Regions from separate parts of the Homo sapiens genome. Here region 2 is linked to region 1. A link is a contact called in ENCODE Hi-C data. All regions are on one chromosome and are shown on one strand. The core of a region is the stretch at or near the end of the contact, and the rest is flanking DNA. Distances in the headings are between cores, read along the strand shown. Region 1 holds the start of DLEC1 (DLEC1 cilia and flagella associated protein). Region 2 holds the start of SCN11A (sodium voltage-gated channel alpha subunit 11).

Region 1 (7,195 bases), core at 2,448-4,947:
TGACGAAAAAGGAAAGAGGGAGAGGAATATAGGTATAAGAACAGCAACATTGCTGGGCGCAGTGTCTCACGTCTGTAATCCCAGCACTTTGGGAGGCCGAGGCGGGTGGATCACGAGGTCAGGAGTTCAAGACCAGTCTGGCCAACATAGTGAAACCCTGTCTTTACTAAAAATACAAAAAATTAGCCTGGTGTGGTGGTGTGTGCCTGTAATCCCAGCTACTTGGGAGGCTGAGGCAGGAGAATCACATGAACCCGGGAGGCAGGGGTTGCAGTGAGCTGAGATCGTGCCACTGCACTCTAGCCCAGGCAACAGTGCAAGACTCTGTCTCAAAAAAAAAAAAAAAAAAAAAGCCAGCAACATTACAGAAGTGGAATAACAGATGCCTGCTCTTTTCAAAGTTTCTTTTTTTGTAATTACAAAATTAATTCGTGTACATTGCAAAATTCAGACAATATAGAAATGTGCAAAGAAAAAGTTAAATGTCCCATAAGAATATTGTTAACATTTTGTTGTGAAAGTTTTCAGCTTTTTTCCCATGCATATATATTATAAAAAATTAAATTATCCTAACATTGTTCTATGGCTTTTTTGCTAAATTAATAAATGGCGGGCCAGGCGCAGTGGCACACTCTTGTAATCCTAGCACTTTGGGATGCTGAGGCGGGCAGATCACTTGAGGTCAGGAGTTGGAGACCAGCCTGGCCAACATGGTGAAACCCCATCTCTACTAAAAATACAAAAATTAGCCAGGCATGGTGGTGCATGTCTGTAATCCCAGCTACTCAGGAGGCTGAGGCAGGAGAATCGCTTGAACCCAGGAGACGGAAGTTGTAGTGAGCCAAGATCGTGGCACTGCACTCCAGACTGGGCAACAGAGCGAGACTCTGCCTCAAAAAAATAAATAAATAAATAAATGGCAGCTGTGTTTGTCTACAATGCAGGTATAATTCATTCTTTTTAACAACTTTGTAGTATTCCATAGTGTGAATATACCATAATTTATAAAGTCAACTTATCTTTGCATAGTTGTATTTCTTTTTTTTTTTTTTTTTTTGAAACGGAGTCTCGTTCTGTCGCCCAGGCTGGAGTGCAGTGGTGCAGTCTTGGCTCATTGCAACCTCCGCCTCCTGGGTTCATGCAATTCTCCTGTCTCAGCCTCCCGAGTACCTGGGATTACAGTCACACACCACCACGCCCGGCTAATTTTTGGTATTTTTAGTACAGACAGGGTTTCACTATGTTGGTCAGACTGGACTCAAACTTCTGACCTCGTGATCTGCCCGCCTCGGCCTCCCAAAGTGCTGGGATTATAGGCGTGAGCCACCACGCCCGGCCGCATAGTTGTATTTCTATAGGGGATCACTCTTTAAACTTTTCTGCATTCTGAAATTTCTGCAATTTTAAAACTTCAAATGTTTAAATTAAATTTCAGCTTCTAAATTAAGATTTTTATAATGTGGGCCAGGCACAGTGGCTCACACCTGTAATACCGGCATCTGGAGAGGCTGAGGTGGAAGGATCAATTGAGGCCAGAAATTTGAGACCAGCCTGGGCAACATAGTGGGACCCCATCTCACAATTTTTAAAAAATAAAAATTTAGGCCAGATGTGGTGGCTCATGCCTGTAATCCCAACACTTTGGGAGGCCAAGGTGGGCAGATCACGAGGTCAGGAGATCGAGACCATCCTGGCTAACACAGTGAAACCCTGTCTCTACTAAAAATACAAAAAAATTAGCCAGGTGTGGTGGCAGGCGCCAGCTACTCAGAAGGCTGAGGCAGGAGAATGGCATGAATGTGGGAGGTGGAGCTTGCAGTGAGCTGAGATTGCGCCATGCACTCCAGCCTGGGTGACAGAGTGAGACTCCATCTCAAATAAATAAATAAATAAATAAATAAGCTGGGCATACTGGTGCACACCTGTGGTCCTAGCTACTCCAGATGCTGAGGAGGGAGGATCAGTTGAGCCCCTGATGTTAAGGCTGCAGTGAGCTGTGATCACATCACTGCACTCCAGCCTGGGCAACAGAGCCAGACTCTGTCAAAAAAAAAAATTTGTAATATGTATTACTTTTTTTCTTCAAAAAAAGGGATCACTATTTGCCAATTCAGACTCTGGTATAGTGGCTACTTATGGGACAGATACTGAGAAGATAGAATCCAGTGAACTGGGTGACTGGTCATGGGGTTTATAGGTTTATAATGCTCCATATATTCTGGCTCATGTGAATGACAGGGATGTGAGTCTGAAGTTCAAGGGCAAGGTCTGGCTGGGTAGGCTGAAGTCTTAGCAGAGTGAATGTGGTGACCCACGAATCACAGAGTACAGGATCCCAGCCAGGGGCTCTGGCTGCACTTTAAGAAGCCTATAACCCGTGGAGGCGGCGAGACTGGTCCTGTAAGTATCTCACATACTGTATAGGTATTCATTTTGTTAATGTCTATCTACCTCAGTTAGGTTGAAAGCTACAGAGGACAGGTTGCGTGTGTGAGTGTGGGTGTGCCCGAACACTGGCGTTTTTATTCACTGCTGAATCCCCACTGCCTAGAACAGAGTATGACACCCAGCAGACATTCAACAAATGTGTTAAGTGAAGGAATGACTGAAGCTAACGACGTGGGATGCATGTCACTTAAGGGGCAGGTAGAGGACAGAACAGAAAGGAGAAGAAGAAGATCTGAGAGGCAGGAAGCACACCGGGGTAAAGGATCGGGTATGGGAGGAGTGCCCACAAGTTTAAGGGAGTCTTCAGTAGTGTGGCCAGCAGAGGCCGACTCAGCACAGAGGCCGCGAGTCAGCTGGTTTTCTCCTTGTACAGATGAGGAAGCAGAGTTGCTGTTCTAGAGGCTAGACACGCTTCCTAAAATCTGCGCATGAATGGCCCAGTCAAGATTGTGGTTTGTGATACAAAGGCACCCCAAAGCCGGGTGACTTTTGGCTTTATCCTCTCCATGGAACAACTATTCAGCGGTCTGCCGCAGTCGTTCATTGATATATGCAATATATAACGTATGTGTCTAGAGAAATATAGACAGGTGCTACAGATATATGCCGCACGTTGTGTGGTATGTGTGGTATTTGCGCATGTGTGTGTATGGATAGAGCGTCCTTCCACTAGAATGTCGGGCCCACTTCGGCATGATGGGCTGTTTCTCAACTGCAGCCCCAGATCCTGGAACAGCGCCTGGCACCTGGCAGGTGCTGACGCGTGCCGAGCGCTGAGACCCCGGCACCGTCCGCAGACGCGACGCCACCGCCACGTTACCTGCTGCAGCTGGTCCACGAACTCCTCGTGGCGCTCATTCTCGCTGCCGCGGGCCTTGATCAAGCTTGCGCTCACTTCGTCGCCGATGACCTCGGCTGAGTACAAGTTGCGGAAGACGCCGGTGAGCAAGTGCGAGATATCTTGGGTGCGCAGCGAGGAGGGGCGCAGACGAAGCAGCTGAGGCTCGGGACGCTGCGCCAGCGCAAGCTGCGTGAGGCGGCGGGGCCGGGCTGCGAAGCTGTAGTGGAAGGCCTCAGAGTAGGCGAGGGAGGAATACAAGGAGGACTTCCAGGTGGGCTGGCTGGGGCTGCTGGACCCGGCTGGTGGCGAAGTTGGCGCCCACATTGTCCCCTGGCACTCGTTGGTCCGGGACGCTAAAGACCTCCGCGTTTTGGAGCTCCTGGTCTCCATGGCAACCGAGACGCCGCTAACTCCCTGCGGCACTTCGGCTTCCGGCCTCACCCCTTCCGCCTTGCCTTTCTCTCGGATCCCGTCATCGCTGTGGTCATTGTAAACATTTGTGTCTTCAGCATTGTCCTTTTAAAAGTGAGCTTACTAAGTGTGAGGACCCATGAAGAAAGGTTTAATTGACACAGCCAGGCCTATCTGCAAAACCTTGTACCTAACTACCTACCTTCATCCATTCTTTAATTTGTTAAGCAACTGTTCATTCACTCATCATATTTATTGTGTAAAGATTGTGTTTCAGGTCTGTGCTGATTGCTGAAGATACCAAAGAAGTATGATGCTGCTTCTGCCTTCAGGAAGTGCACAGTCGTGTATGTGTGTGTTTGTGATGATGGCGGTGGGTGTGGAGGTAAAAGTAAAACAACTGTACTTTAGTGGGTTAAGGCCAAGGTGGAGATAAATATTGGTTGTCATGGAACTACAAAGGAGGACAGGAACTTAGTCTGTAGAAGGAGCGATTACTTCTTGGAACAAATGAAAACCAAGCAGAGATTTCAAAGAAGGAGTAGACTGAACATCATTAGTCATCAAAGAAGTGGAAATTAAAACCACAATGCAGTACTACAGTTAGTAGAATGACAAAAAACAAAAAAGTACCTAAATAAGAGCGTGTGTGTGGTGGCTCACACCTGTAATCCCAACACTTTGGGAGGCTGAGGCACGAGGATCACTTGAAGCCAGGAGTTTGAGACCAGCCTGGGCAACATAGGGAGACCCCATCTTTACAAAATATTTAAAAATGTGGGAAGGACGGAATGAAATTCAGGAGGAGTGGAACTTAAAGAGTGTGAGGGTGGAGGAATGACACTGATAGGTTAGGGCCAGATCATAAGTGGGTTGGTAGGCCACAATAGGGAATTTGGACTTTATTTTGAGGGCAGTAGGAGGTTCATCAAGGGTCTTAAGCTGGGGCATGTCATGGTCAGCTCTGTTTTACTAAGATCATTCTGATTGCTATGAGAATAGACAGGAGAGGCAAGAGGCATCAGGAAGTTCAGTTAGGAAACTAGCACAGAAGTTAGGAAAGAGATGAAGGGAGATTGGATGAGAGAGAGGGAACTGGATTGGAGATAGATCCAAAAAGTAGAATTGATAAGACTTGCTGGTGGATAATGGGAGGTAAGAAACAGGCACCAAGAATGACTCCCAGGTATCCTGTGTGTGCAATCAGGGGGGTGATGACAGCATCACTGAGATGGAAAAGAGGACTGCATTTGTCCAGGGCAGCAGCATAACATCACATTGACTGTTGTCATTTGCACACCATGGCTTTTGCTCACAGGTGATACAACCAACCACTTTCTACTCCACACTGAGTTTGCTTGCCTTACATCCTGAAACCCACTTCCAGAGATGAGTGCTAGCATGCTTGCCCACACACCTGGGCTACTTCCACTTCTACTTCTCTTGGTTGGGCCTGGCTCTCTCTTTTGTCCTTTCCAGGACCTTTTCTGTCCTGAGAGCTGAGAAGCCAGGGCCGCCTGCCCTGGACTGTGTGCTTGAGAGGCCCATCTCTGGCTGTCCCCCGCACTCTTTCCCACAGAGTAAGAGATCACAGGGCCAAGATGATGTGCCCCGTGCCTCGCCTCCAGGCACATGGGACCCCAAAAGTATGTGCCCACATGTCCTGAGTTCATTCCAGGGCCTATGCAGGCCTCTTCTTTAAGTTTATCCTCCCAGGGCTGACTTAAAAGGGTAGCTATGGTGGGGGGAGGAGGAGGGAAGTGGAGGGAGCTTTGGCAAACAGGCATTTCTCCAATTTTCCACAAGCATGCAAGGCCCCCAGTGGTGCAGGAAGGAGCTGTGGGTAGGAAGAGGGGTGCAACAGTCTGGGGGCCTCCATTGCTCTAATGTGGCAAATGGAGCCCCAGTTGGGTGGTCTTGTCATTTAGGAGCAGTTCCGCTTGTGGAGGCTCTCTGGCCCCCTTCCCTGTTATAGGGAAGGACAGGACAATGGACTCTTGCCATTACTTTTGGCTTCTCCACCCTGCCTCTAGACAGCCTCAGAGACAGTCACAGAGTCTGACTAGCCTGGGAGAGGTCTCCCTTTGCATGACCCCTCCCCCCTCTGGCTCCAGGCTAAGGTTACCAGCAACCCTCCTGTCTCTCCAGTGGCAACAGTCCCCCCTCAGTCCTCATCTCAGCAGCCTCTGGTGCTGCTGCCCATTCCCTCCGACTGACACACTCTCTTCCCTGCCTCCCTATTTCTTCTGTGCATCACCTATCTCCACCCTCGGGTCCCTGTTCTACCAGTATCTCTCTGCTTGATAAACTGGATTCATCCCTGATTCTACCATGCCCAGCATTCAATTTCTGTTTGCTCCCTGGCTAACTGGAGAAATGAATGGCTGCGACCCTGCACTGGTAACAGGGCTCAGGTCACTTTTGGAACCACTCTTCAGCTCCCCTCCCCTGGGGACTTCATCGGCACAAAGGGAATTCCTTGTGAGTTGCTGTCTTCATTTTATAACCCGTTCTATTGACTACATTCTTGTTTGTTTGTATATCTCTGGGTTCCCACACAAATTTTTGGCCTTTAAATTTTTTTTTTCACTGCTTTTTTCTTTTTGAAACAGGCTCTCACTCTATCACCCAGGCTGGGGTGCAGGAGTATGATCACAGCTCATTGCAGCCTCAACCTCCTGGGCTCAGGCAATCCCCCTGCCTCAGCCTCCCGAGTAGCTGCGACCACAGTCGTGCACCACCATGCCCAGCTAATATTTAAAATTATTTGTAGAGACAAGGTCTTCCTAAGTTGCCGAGGCTGGTCTCAAACACCTGGATTCAAGCAATCCTCCTGCCTTCACCTCCTAAAATGTTGGGATTACAGGCATGAGCCACTGCACCTGGCGTTTGGCCTTTTTTTTTTTTTTTTAACTTTTAAATACATTTCATAGTTTCATGGATGTCCAACTTTTTTTTTTTTTTTTTGAGTTGGAGTCTTGCCCTGTCCCCCAGGCTGGAGTGCAGTATTGCAATCTTGGCTCACCGCAACCTCCCCCTCTCAGGTTCAAGCGATTCTCCTGCCTCAGCCTCCTGAGTAGCTGGGATTACAGCCATGTGCCACCACGCCCGGCTAATTTTTGTATTTTTAGTAGAGACAGGGTTTCACCATGTTGGCCAGGCTGGTCTTGAACTCCTGACCTCATGATCTGCCCGCCTCAGCCTCCCAAAGTGTTGGGATTACAGGCGTGAGCCACTGCGCCCAGTCAGATGTCCAACTTTTTGATTGCAAAGAAATTTTTGCTTATCTGTGGTGATGTATATAATGAACATTATGCATGGACCTTTTTTTTTTTAAGCTTATCGCTGTTAGTGTTAGCGTATTTGATGTGTGGCCCAAGACAATTCTTCTTCTAGTGTGGTCCAGGGAAGCCAAAAGTTTGGACACCTGTGTATAAAAACAAATTCAAATAGTACATAAATAATAAAAAGGAAGTGTCTTCTTCTCAGTCCTTT
Region 2 (6,663 bases), core at 2,322-4,821, 1.0 Mb before region 1:
TGATTTTAAGTATCATTTTATTTTATTTTTGAGATGGAGTCTCGCTCTGTCACCCAGGCTGGAGTGCACTGGTACAATCTCGGCCCACTGCAACCTCCGCCTCCTGGGTTCAAGCGATTCCCCTGTCTCAGCCTCCCAAGTACCTGGGATTACAGGCATGCGCCACCATGCCGGCAATTTTTATATTTTTAGTAGAGACGGGATTTCGCCATGTTGGCCAGGCTGGTCTCGAACTCCTGACCTCAAGTGATCTGCCCACCTTGGCCTCCCAAAGTGCTGGGATTACAGGCATGAGCCACCACGCCTGGCCTCCACTGATTATTTAGCAATATTTTTAAGTCTCAAGGGTTTGTCTTGGCCTACAACTTGACAAGGAGCTCAGGGCTACTGTCTCGTGGTCTGAGACAGTCAGGAGACAAAGTATATTTACTCCAAGTACCCATGTATGCTTTTTCCAAGATGAGAAGTTTTCTTTTTGATGTATAAGAGCAAATAATGTGGTAAAAAGTTCAAAAATACAAAGTTGTGCATATTTCAAACTAAAAGATATCCCATGTCCTGTCTTATCTATAATCACACAATCTATTCCCAAAGGGATAATCACTGCTATTACCCTTCCTGACTTTTAAAATGCATATTTCCTTTGTGGAAATGGGAATATGCCATGTTGACTTGCTTTTTTGACTCTCTCTCTCTTTGAGGCCTCCCTGGAAGACGAGCAGATCCTAGCACCATATTTCCTGTAAAGCCTGCAGAACTATGAGCCAATTATGCCTCTTTTCTTTATAAATGAGCCAGTCTCAGGTATTTCTTTATAGCAATTCAAGAATGGCTTCACACAACACCCTTGCATAAGTAGGGACAGATACATGCATATGCAATTTTGTAGAATATATTTTTAGATAAGGAATTCTGGGCTAAAGGGAATGTTTATTTAAAAATTTGACAAAGCAAGACACAAAACAGTGAATACTATGGCTCCATTTATAGCAAAAAAATATGTTAAGTCAGGTACACAAACAGCAAGAGGTATAGAACAGCGGTTCTCAACCAGCGGCAATTTTGCCCTTGAGGGGACATTTGAAAATGTCTGGAGACATTTTTAGTTGTCACAACTGGGGAGATGCTACTACATCTAGTTGGTAGAAGCCAGGGATGATGCCAAAGAACCTGTGATGCATAGGACAGCTCCCTCCCTCAGACACAGCGAAGAATTATCCAGATGAAATTTCAAGAATGTTCAGGTTGATAAACTCTGGTCTAGGATTAAAACATGACATTGCCCGCAGTAGCTTTCTTGGAAGCATGGAGGGCAACTCTAATTTATGTTTTTGTTTGTTGGGATTTTTACAATGAACACGCATTAGTTTAAAAAACACCTCATAGACAATGATGGTTCAGATGAAATCAATCCCTGTGGCTTCTCAGGCTGCTTCTATACCTTAGGGACAAATTCCGAAAGTTCCCTGAATCTTCTCTTCAGCAGGTTAATCTAAGACAGCTCTTTCAAAAGTTCTTCATAGGAAATAATTTCAAGTCAGTTCACCAATCTGATTGCTACCTATGAAGAACAAGGTCCTAAGTGCTGAACACCAAACTCTAATTTTGTACTTTGACCAGTGAAAAGTGGAATTATCTATCACCTGCCTCATTCTACGTGCACTGGCTCACATTCAGCCTATTGGAACACTGTTTTTCCAAACCTGCTGCAGTTAATTTACATTTTCTCCATCCCATACTAGTACAATTGCCTTGTAAGTCTTTTTAAAATATATATACTTTATTGCATGCATTTTGGGAGTGGGCAGGCCTGGGAAGGAAGCAAGCAGGGAACACACTGCAGTAATAGGAGTTTTAAGTCTTAATGCAATAAACTGAAAGGCCTGATTAACTACCCTTACTCTCCTAAGATGTACACCACCATAGAGTCTATAATACAATCGGGTTACTTTTTGAGTTATATTTCAGTCCCAAGGAGACATTCTCACTACCTGCCTTGGATGCTGGTGATACTTAAATCCTATCACTAATGCACTGAAAAACACCTAATAGGGTGAGTTTAGACTTATTAATTTCACTCATTTCAACAAACATCCAGTGAGTGCTTAAGACACTGTACTGATCAGTGAGATCAATAAAACCAAGATGTGAACTAATCAGAAGACTTTATGGCCTACCACCTTCTGCTGGGATTACCTTACTGAAGGACCCCTTCATCTAACTACCTTTATCTGACACTTGATTTCAACCCGCAGAACTCCATATAATGCTGTGTTTTATAAAGAAAGCCTAGGTGTTAATTATTTCTACACCCTTTCAATCCCTTTTCCCCTTTGGGGGCCACCCTAAGTGCTAGGTAAATGTTTAATGAATAAATGCACCAAACTGCCACTACCACATACAATATACCTGCAGGCAAACACCTGTAAGAGGGCTTTTATTCCCTGCATCACTGAAAATATTAAGTGGCAATAACTATTTTTTAATATTATTATTATACTTTAAGTTCTAGGATATATGTGCACAACGTGCAGGTTTGTTACATAGGTATACGTGTGCCATGCTGGTTTGCTGTACCCATCAACTCGTCATTTACATTAGGTATTTCTCCTAATGCTATCCCTCCCCTAGCGCCCCCAGCCCCCGACAGGCCCCGGTGTGTGATGTTCCCCGAAGTGGCAGTAACTCTTAAGCGTAACCGCAAACAAAAGTGAATTCACAAAGGCATAAGGCACAAGACACACACGGTAAGATTAGACAACTCTTTACCACATGGACAATAAATTACACAAACAATAAAGACAGATTCAGCGATGCACACTTAAGATGAAGAAATGGTGAAGAGGAACTTAAATACCAAAACAATTAAAATTATAATTTCCCCACGCACATTCTTATGTCACTTAAACCTACCCAGGGGACAGCTCCCACATAAGAGAGGGCTGGGGGCTCCCAAGTGCGGAATCCTCAGCAGAAACCCCGCAGGGCCGTTGGCGCTCCGCCGCCTCGCCACGCCCCCGCACAAGCCGCTCACTCCTCCAACGCCCACCCCCCTGGGAAACCCCTGGAGGCCTCGGCTCCGACGCAGCGAGGGCAGAGCGCTTCGAAGAAAGACAGGGCAAGGGGGAGGCAAGTGGGCGGGGAACGAGCCTATCCCGACCCCGCAAGTCCACTCCTACAGAAGAGCGGCGACAAGCAATCCCGGGCTCAGAATGCCGCCCACGAGGGTCCCGGGCCTGGGCCCCAAGGGCCAAGCAAGCCGACCCCCGCCCCTTCCTCAAGCCGTTAGCGCCGCGGCCCCACCCCTCGTGGCCGGCCGCGCCCCGCCCCGTTCGCCCCATGCCGCTACCCCAGCTGGTCGTGGCGCCGGGCACCTTCTAGCTGGAGTGGGCCCGGAGCTGCCGGCCGCGTCCGGAAGACCGAGGAACCGGGCTTCCATACCTGCACTTTCCTCCGCCCTGCTGTGTTCTGCCGGTGATGGGCCGCCATCTTGCATGTTGACACTCCGACGTCACTTCCGGAGGTGGCTCAGAGCGGGAGGATGTCCTGCCCCTTTCCCTTTGGCCAAGGGTTAGTGGCGGGGCTGAAGGTAAACAGGCTGTTGTGTTTCCTCGGTGCTGTTAGTTGCTGTGTGGCCGGTAGCCATGTGATGAGGTAGATGCACCTAAAAACAAAACCACTGTGCAAGTATAATGCTGATGGGGAGAGAGCCACTTTTCAGGGCTGAGGGAGCAACACGAATTCACTTGTGTGGTCCTAGACCCTGGCTTGCGCTCTTTTCCGCGCCCTCCCCGAGAGGCCCAAGCAAAACGAAAGCACTGAAAGAATTAACAGTGCTAGACATGGCGCTGGACCATCTCCTGACCTTTCCTAGGCAGGCAGGAGAACCAAGTGAACCAAGTGATTTACTGTTAAGTACCTAAAAATGCGGAGAATTATGTCGTGGCCTCAAAGGGGGAGAGATAGAAGTCCTTGCAAAGGAGGTGGCCTCCATCTTCAGGGGGAGCAAAGAATCCGTTTAAATTAAAAGGATAAAAAGTGGGGCCATAAAAGAACGAGATCATGTCCTTTGTAGGGACATGATGGAGCTGGAGGCCCTTATCCTTAAGCAAACTAACAAAGGAACAGAAAACCAAATACCGCACGTTCTCACTTATAAGTGGGAGCTAAATGATGAGAACACATGGACACAAAAGAGGGGGACAACACACACTGGGGCCTTTCGGAGGGTGGAGGGTGGGAGGAGGGCGAGGATCAGGAAAAATAACTAATGGGTACTAGGCTTAATACCTGGGTGACAAAATAGCCTGTACAACAAACACCCGTGACACAAGTTTACCTATATAACAAACCTGCACTTGTACCCCTGAACTTAAAAGTTTAAAAAAAAAAAACAAGACAAAAAGATGTTATAGGAAGGCGAAAACGGTACACCAGCTAAAATTGTTCCCAGAGACAATTCTAGTTTAAATCATCTCTTATACTGGAACAGTTAGGTTTGACTTAAGGTGGTTTTCCTGACCACTAATTATAAGAGCTGAGGGTGATCAGACCCTCTCTAGTGAAAGTGAATCCTATAGAACTACACTGTGGGATATAGCATATGATGTATCTGCTAGTCATTTGTGGCTCTTGAGCACTTGAAATATAGCTAGTTCCAGTTGAGATATGTAATTGTAAACTACCCCCAAATTTCAAAGACTAGTTTGAAGAAAAGAATGTAAAATATCTCATTAATAATTTTTTGTATTGATTTCATGTTGAAATGATGTTTGGGGGTATATTAGGCTAAATAAAATTTATTAATTTTGTCATGGATATTAGAATATTTAAAATTACATATGTGGTCACAAATTTCTGTTGCATAGTGCTAGTATATAAGTAATGCTTAGAAAAGTTGTCTTGACAAATACTTCTTAAATTAATAAAGAAATGTGAATTAGATGAGTAAAAATTGTGATGGCAGAAAGCTTCTTAAGCAAAACTGGCAGTGATAACTTATAGGTAAATTACTGCATCATTACAGGCTTATTCATTCACTGATTCATGTATTCATTCATTTAACAAAATATTATTTAGCATATCATATATGCCAGGCACTATATTAGGTGTTGGGGAATCAGTGGTGAGTGCACATAGTCATAGAACTTAGAGTCCCAGGATGAGACAGGAATTAATACAGAGATAAGTACTATGAAGAAAGATGATTGTAAGACAGGAAGTATCTTGAGTCAAGAGTTAACTAGGCAAGGAGAGGGAACAGTCTGAGCAAAGGTCTTGTAGCAGGAGAGAGCATGGAACATTACAGGAACTGAGAGTCAAGGCTTAGAGTACAGAGAAGTGAAAGGAGTATGCAGAGGCCATACCCAGCAGGATCTTTTAGACCAATGGGAAGCTGTTGAAATACAGGTAGGGAAATAATATGTCTGTATTTTAAAAATTGCTTAAGTGTCTATTGAGCACCTATGATGTGCAAAATACAATACAGGTATGTTGCTCTGGACAATATACTGGTACTTGCTAGAAATTGATATGTTGTAGTCCTGCTTTGGACCTGAAAAATATTGAAATAGTGAAGTTCTTTCAGTGGGCAGAATTTTCACCAGTATGTTTTGATGTTCAGTTTGGCTGAAAGGAGAAATGGTCAATTCAGGGTCAGAGGATAATTTTTTGGCCAGTTTGTGAAGGACATGGAAAGAGCAAGACTGGAGAACTAGTGACAAGGAAGACTCCAGAAGGGATATAGTGATGGACCTCTCAGAATAAATCTTAAGAATCATATGGATGAAATGAACTGCTTTGTGATGAAACTCAGCCTCACTGCCTGCTCAGTAGAATCATGAAATAAATGGCAATGGCAATGGCAACAGGATTGGAGCTATGCATGGGATCACCAAGCCACCGCTGGGTGTTCAGAAGCAGTGACCAATACCCCATGCTCTGGGAGGGTCAGCCAGTCACATGTAGGCAAGTCTATTCCATTGGTCATTGGCCCTCCCCATCATTGAGGGAGTTCTTATTTGTCCTCTCTAAAATATGTTTATTCTAGATTGAGATTTGCTTTCCCTGCTCACTGTACTTCCGCTGACACCACCATCTAGGGAATTACTCAGTGCTTTAGACACTATCATTTTCTCTAACACTATATTGCTTTTGACCAAGAAATTCACTCTGCAATGAAAGAAGTAATGCAATGGGCTATTGCCCATGGAATTTATTGGTCTAATTGTGTACTCAATCACTGAGAAGTATCTTGTCTTATTGAAGATATATTGAAGACTTAGCTATGGTGCCTTCTGGGAGATAACCCTTTTTGATACTGTCCTGTAGGATGCAGTATATGCTCTGAACTACTGTCCAATATTCAGCACTCTTTTTTCCTGTTCCTTTTATCTATTGCTGTTTAACCATCTGCAAAATGCAATGGTTTAAAACAATTACAACCCTTACTTTACTTACAAATCTGTAATTTATGCAGAGCTTCATGGGAACAGATTGTCTCTGTTCCACTATCCACTTCACATCAGCTGGGGCAGCTAAAAGATTGGGGCTGGAATCATCTGAAGACCCCTTCTCTCACATGTCTGGTGACTGATACTGGTGTTGGCCTAGTCCTTAGCCAAAGCTGTGGCTAGAACACCTTCTCATGATCTTTCCACAGCA

Evidence for each region. A loop is a pair of places that touch in the nucleus more often than their neighbours do. Pooled maps may share reads with other maps.
Region 2: a loop to region 1 is called in a map of CD8-positive, alpha-beta T cell, with 23 times the contacts of the local background. The contact joins the promoter of SCN11A here to the promoter of DLEC1 in region 1. A Hi-C loop is called at or near these places in 4 of 168 maps with a recorded cell type or tissue (B cell, CD8-positive, alpha-beta T cell and naive thymus-derived CD4-positive, alpha-beta T cell), 2 of 37 single-sample maps with no recorded cell type and 17 of 50 pooled maps.

What each region holds. Positions count from the first base shown.
Region 1 is chr3:38,035,710-38,042,904 of GRCh38, reverse strand. It overlaps DLEC1 (DLEC1 cilia and flagella associated protein), which reads right to left and starts at 3,697. Exons shown (of 37, transcript NM_007335.4): 1 at 3,269-3,697. The coding sequence starts at 3,679. RefSeq lists enhancers at 2,903-3,132, 3,423-3,632.
Region 2 is chr3:39,048,852-39,055,514 of GRCh38, reverse strand. SCN11A (sodium voltage-gated channel alpha subunit 11) reads left to right here and starts at 3,571. Exons shown (of 30, transcript NM_001349253.2): 1 at 3,571-3,654. It overlaps WDR48 (WD repeat domain 48), which reads right to left and starts at 3,499. Exons shown (of 19, transcript NM_020839.4): 1 at 3,442-3,499. The coding sequence starts at 3,489. RefSeq lists a silencer at 3,296-3,395 and enhancers at 3,436-3,625, 3,646-3,695, 3,706-3,795, 3,466-4,338.